Regions from separate parts of the Homo sapiens genome. Here region 2 is linked to region 1. A link is a loop called in an ENCODE intact Hi-C map of the cell type or tissue named here. Cell type or tissue: endothelial cell of umbilical vein. All regions are shown on one strand. Each heading gives the region's core, and the rest is flanking DNA. Links, peaks and the distances in the headings are about the cores only. Region 1 has its middle 140 kb from the start of LINC02458. Region 2 has its middle 120 kb from the start of DUSP6.

Region 1 (2,917 bases), core at 221-2,720:
CCAGAACTTGACCTTTTTCAGTATTTGTGTGCAGAAGATACTTACATAAAAAGGTAATAGGTAGAGTTAAGTATATCCAGGGAAATGGAGACAGGTCCTAGAAACTTTTTAATGCATATACAGTCCTTCTTAGCTCAACTGAATGCTTTAAAAATGCTTGCTGCCCCAAAGTTTGTGAGTCCAGACACTGGCATGGAATGGCAGGGTCTATAAAAGCTATACATTGTTGAAAGGATCAATATGCTGCCTTGTTTTTCTTACCTGCTTTATTTAGCCATTTTTAGTATAGTCATATCTTTCACTAGGCTCAAACTATTTATTTAACAATCAGATCTAAAATTCTGCTCTAGAATCCTCAACTCAAAACCCAAACCATTTTTCTTCATATTAAGATGGGTGCAGAGAAGAGAGATTGGGGGAGGAGGGTGAGTTTTCTTGATCGATCCCGAAGAAGTCAGGCTGATTTGGCGATAAGATCCTTTGTCTGTGCTAGTTGGGTTGAAGAATAATCATGGTGGCCCTGCCTCCAGGACATTGCAAAAGTTTTGATGTGTCAATGAAGTTAATTTTCTCTGTGTATGTGATTGAAAGTCCTTTTTAGGATCCTGTTAGACCCAAATATTCCATCGCCTGTATTTACGTCAGTGGTTTATTGGTGTGGAATTTTTTAATGGCTCTCTGGGACAGACTTACACTCTGAGCTCTGTAGAGCTCAGAGAAATGTTTATTTCAGCCATCCACCTTTCAAAAGGGAGAGACTTGGAGGAAAATACAAATTTGAAAATTTATTGTTTCGAATGTGAATCTGTGAGGAAAATGGAAATGTAATTTCTAAATGAAATAACAGCAAAGCAAAATATTGATGTATACTAGGTAGCCACAGCCATCTCTGACTGTGAATACTTTTTCTTGGAGATTGTAATATCTGATGCCAGATACACACATGTTTTACACTTATTCAGCAGTTAAAGGTAAGAGGTTGTGAAACTCTAAATAAGCCAGGAAAAAAAAAAAGAGGCAAAGGGCTGAGTCTGAGTGAGTAAGGGAAGATAAATCAGATGAGATTGCATGTTGATGACACTCCCTAGTGTTGCTCAACAGCAATATCTGACAAACAGCAAGAGAAAAAGGAAACATTTTGGCAGAGTCAGCCACCCCCAGCAACCCTCTTCAAAACCCTGCTAAGAAATCCCCACCACTGGATGAGTTATTTCCTCTTTCTGCAGTATGAGTACAATGGGAAAAAAAATAGGCCCTAGAGCTGAAATATTGAAGTTAGGAAACAGTGGCATGAGTAACAACACAGAAATGAATTAGACAGGCCTAGAGGCACAGATCTTCCATCTAGAGGGCTCGAGTTTTGAAGTCCGTTTTGGTACAGTGGGTATTTGGACCATCTTTCAAGACTGTTATGATGTTTTGTTTATGACCATCCTTTTTACTCTTCACTTTGCTTATTAGCTCCTCCCGCCTGGAATCAAAAGGAACTGTACCTCCCTCAACCCCTGTGTAGCCCCACCAGAATCGCTTTGGAAGTGCTTATGCTTTCTTCAAAGCCCAACTGAAGTCCATTTTCCTCCAAGAAGCTGTCTAAGCTCTTCTAGTTCAGAATTAGCCTCTTTCTCTTTTCTTCTCTTAATGAATATCTTTAGTCTTTTATTAAATTGGTCACAGTGCCCTTTATCTGCAAGTTATTTATACATTTTTTTTGTCTTCTCTATTGAGTTAAAAAACCTCCTGAGAGCAAAGGCCTTGTCATTAACATTTTTATGCTTCCTATACCATTTACTTGGTGATAAGAGGGCTGTAATAAGCCAATGTAATAAGTCATTATTGACTTAAAGTATAAACTCTTAATAAATATAATAAGGATTAATAGGTTCCTAGTCAAAAGTACCTTAACTGTGTTTTTTGCAGATAGAACAGATCAGTCTCTATTTTGTTTTATAGAATGCTGATGAAATAAACTAAGCTATTTTTTAAAAAATCCCAGGGAAGCAAGTTTTTATTTTTATTTTTATTTTAGAACTGTTTGATTAAAAGGTAAAAGAATTTCTCCACCTATCTTTGAGTTCCTTGGAGACACAAGACCATGTACTTGTCCTGTTGGCATCAGGTTAGAGTTATGGTAGGTTCTAGAACATTTTAATTTTTACCCTCTTACTAGAGAAACCTGCTATTTAAACAGAGTTCCATTTCTTAAAAAATAAGCAGACTAACTTTCACCAAACGCTACAGTTTTCTCCCTTCATCCTCCTTCCCAAGCCTCTCAAATGTGTCATTTACGCCTATTGGCTATACTTGCGAAATTGTGCTTCCCTTTCCTAACTCTTTGCATTAACTGGCTTTGATCTTCATCACCCTCCAGAAGCAGTTCTCTAAAAGGTCAATAGTGGCATTCTTTTTGTCAAAATCTCTATAGCATCTATAGTTGATAGCCTGATCTTTGTGACTCCCTGCTGTCTTGGCTTTCACATTTCTCTGTTTTTTTTTTTTCTAGGGGGTAGGATAACTAATTTGTGAAACACACATGTCCGTATGTCTGTTTGCGCTATTGGTATATTTGAAGCTCATCACAATTCTCTGAGGCAGGGGTCATTCTTGTATACTATCACTTGAGTATAGATTTTTTGGTTTTGTCTCATTGGTCAATCACTTTGTAGAGGTAGGCTGGTTGAAAATTCACTGAGAGTGGAATCCATGCACTCCACCTCTTCTCCATCACCCACAGTGCCTGACACAGCAAATATTTTCAGACTTAATAAATATTTGTTGACTGATTGTAGTTGAAAGTGCTCAGGTCTTGAAATAGAAGAACAACATGAACATTGACCAGATTTTGGTTGAATTTCTCTGTTTTTCAAAGTGCTGGCAGAAAACTCCTTTCATAAACCATCTTAAAGGAAAAATGACTCCT
Region 2 (2,917 bases), core at 111-2,610, 74 kb before region 1:
TTGCTCAAGACCACACACCTAGAAAGAAATAAAACTAGAGTTTGAATATAAATCTATCAGATTATGGAATGTTATTTTCCCAGTAATAGTGTTTGCAATAGTCCAGGTGAGACGACATAAGAGCTTGAACTAGAGTGGAGGTAGTGAAAATAAAACAAAAAGTTGAATATTAAGGAGGATAAATGGGAGTGAAATATTAGAAATGAGTCTTAGATAACTTTGCTGTAGAATTTAAGAATGGACGAGAGGGAGGGATAAAAGAGAGGAAAGAGTCAATGATGATTGAGATTTCTGGCCAGTAGAACAGTGGCACCATTAATAGAAGCTGGAAAGTCAAGTGGAAGAACTGGTTTTGTGGAGGAAGAGGATGACTTTGGTTTTGAACATGTTTGTTTTGTGGTATTGGAGAAACATCCAGATATCCGGCTAGAAGATTACAATACAGGTCTGAGCTCATGGCCAAAGAATTGAGAGCAATCTATGTAGAAGTGATTGCTCAATTGGATAATATCATTGGGAGAAAAGCGTAACTGGATAAAAGTAAAGGGCCAAACCAAGATGAGGAACTGAGTTTCAGAGTAAGAAGAGTCAAGAAAGGATTCAATTCTTATTTTTGAAAATCTGACCACAGTAAGGGAAGTAAGGAAAGAGAAAAAATGAGTGTTTGATTAGCATCTGATATCCAAGAGTCTTTACAATGTGGATTCTTAAATGCTGCACAGAGACTGCCATGTTTCTTTATATGTTTGTTTGGGTGACTTTTCTGTCACTTGCATAAGTGACCTGGAATAGTTTCTTGACATCACATCACGGTAGTGTTGTTGTGTGTTGGTGCCTCAATCACTCCTGTCTGTGAGGTCTGGGTTTTTCCTGGATGTGCACTAATAATTCAAACATAGACATTCGTGTTTGGAAATGTTTGAGCAATATCCCCGAATACCCTGCTCTTAGTGGTTGCTTGACTACAGGGGAATGTCCATATGTGTGTTCCCATCTTTTCCCTTTATTCTTGGTAGGAGAACATAAGGATGACTGAAATCCTGAGTGGGAAGGCACATTGGAGTAAACCACAGTCAGGGCTTTGTACCCTGGAAGCTTGGATATACATCTCTCTTGGTAAAAACTGGCAACAGTGCAACCCACCTTTGAGAGCTTGTAGAGAAAGGCAAATTCAAGCAAGTGATTCATAGATTACAAGTATCCTGAGAAACAGGAAATGAGGGAACAAGGCTATACTCAATCTTTATAAATGGTAAGCAAATCCTCTCTTCCCACGTGAAAGAAATTGGCTGTGAAGAAGTATGGTGTCCCTTCTAAAACCTCAACATTCTTGAATTTATGAAGTGCTGGTTCATGATGTTTCATTGGACTGTTTTTATTTTTTCTTCCACAATTTCATGTCCTTTCCTCAATTCACTTGTTCATGGGTTTTGTTTTGTGCACTGGTCAATTATCAGAGCCCAGAGCAAGGGCACACAGTAGGCATTATACATATATTTATTGAGTCTGTCTGTCCATGTGTCTGCTTGTCTATTGCTTCTTTCATCCATTCATTCATTCATCAAATATTTATTATTTTTTATGTACCAGATTTTGTGCTAGTTCTTAGTGATAAAAAGGTGAATCTGAAGTCATCCCTTCCCTAATTAAGCTCATAACCTAGTGGCATGACAGTGACATAAACCGAGTTACAATTCCCCTGGATAAGCACAGTAATAGACCTAAGCACACTTGACACCAGCTCTGCAGTATGGAGGAAGGAGAGGAGGAGGGGTAGGCAGAGGTCAGAGGAGGCTTCCTGAAGAAGGAAACCTCCCTTCCTGTACTTTAGAGATCTCCCGGTGTTGATTATCTTTTTGCTTTCTCTTATCTTAAACCTCTTCCTCTTTACTGTGTCGTTCCCACCAACCTTTAAATTTGTTCAATTCTCCACTATCTTGAGAAAAATCCCTCTTCTTAGTCCAGCATCCCTCCAGCTACCTCCCTCATCTACTTCTTTTTTTTATCCTTTCTCTCTTGCCTTTCAGTCCCAAGTCCACTAAAATCTGGCCCTCATCTTGACCTCTCCCTCAAATTGCTCTCAACCCAGGTCAATAATGGCATCTTGGTTGTTAAATACAACGGAAACTTTCTAGCCTTTTCCTTATTTGTCTTCTTGGTTGCATTTGCCACTGTTGACACTTTCTGTAAGCTCAGCTTCCTCCCTTGGTTCCTCTGACTCCCCTAATTTTCTGGTTCTCCCTCTCCTTCCTTGCCTCTGCCTTCTCATTGTTTTGCAGGCTCTTCCTTTACAGCTCATCATTTAAGGATTGGTAAATGTTGGAATTGCCCAGAGATCTCTTGTAACTCTGTGTTTTCTTCCTGAGAAAGCCTGTCTATTATGATTGTAATACCGTTTTTATCCTGATGATTTCCACATAATTTTCTTCAGCCAAGATCAATCTTCTGAGCATCAGACTTTATTCCTGCATTCATCCACTCAATAAATATTTACTGGTGCTCACTATGTGCCGAATACTGTTTTAGAGATGGAGATTCAGTAGTGAATAAAGTCCTTGCCCTTGCTGGAACTTACATTCTTCTAAAGCAGAAACATGCACACACACACACACACACACATATTCTGTGAGGTGGTGAAAAGTGCTATGAGAAAAATAAAGCAAATGAGGGAGTGCTGGGGTGTGGGAGAAAGATTTTTCTCTTTATAAAGTGTGGTCGGTAAGTCCCCTTTAATCAGGTGACGTTTAAGCAGAGACCTGAACGAAGCCAAGAAGGGAGGGAGCCAGGCAGATATCTGGGGGAAGAGCTCAGCTGTCAGAGAAAAGAGCTAATGTGAATGGTCATCACCATCATTCTCCTCTGTCCTCACTGAGGCTGAGTAAGAAGTCCCATATGATGAGAATCTTCTACCTTGGGC

What was found. Peaks named below come from ENCODE experiments on the same cell type or tissue, not always from the same donor. Only the 100,000 strongest peaks of a DNase experiment are listed, where the experiment ranks them.
Region 2: it touches region 1 in a loop (2.5-fold over the local background); 12 of 110 quality-filtered maps call a loop at or near these places.

What each region holds. Positions count from the first base shown.
Region 1 is chr12:89,161,152-89,164,068 of GRCh38, reverse strand. No RefSeq gene overlaps it. Among named protein-coding and RNA genes, the nearest start is that of LINC02458, 140 kb to the right of the region's middle. In endothelial cell of umbilical vein, for the core only: no CTCF peak of the experiment used is centred there; a DNase peak (open chromatin) is centred at 1,158; H3K27ac peaks cover 2,280 bases.
Region 2 is chr12:89,234,736-89,237,652 of GRCh38, reverse strand. No RefSeq gene overlaps it. Among named protein-coding and RNA genes, the nearest start is that of DUSP6, 120 kb to the left of the region's middle. In endothelial cell of umbilical vein, for the core only: no CTCF peak of the experiment used is centred there; DNase peaks (open chromatin) are centred at 1,192 and 1,962; H3K27ac peaks cover 1,531 bases.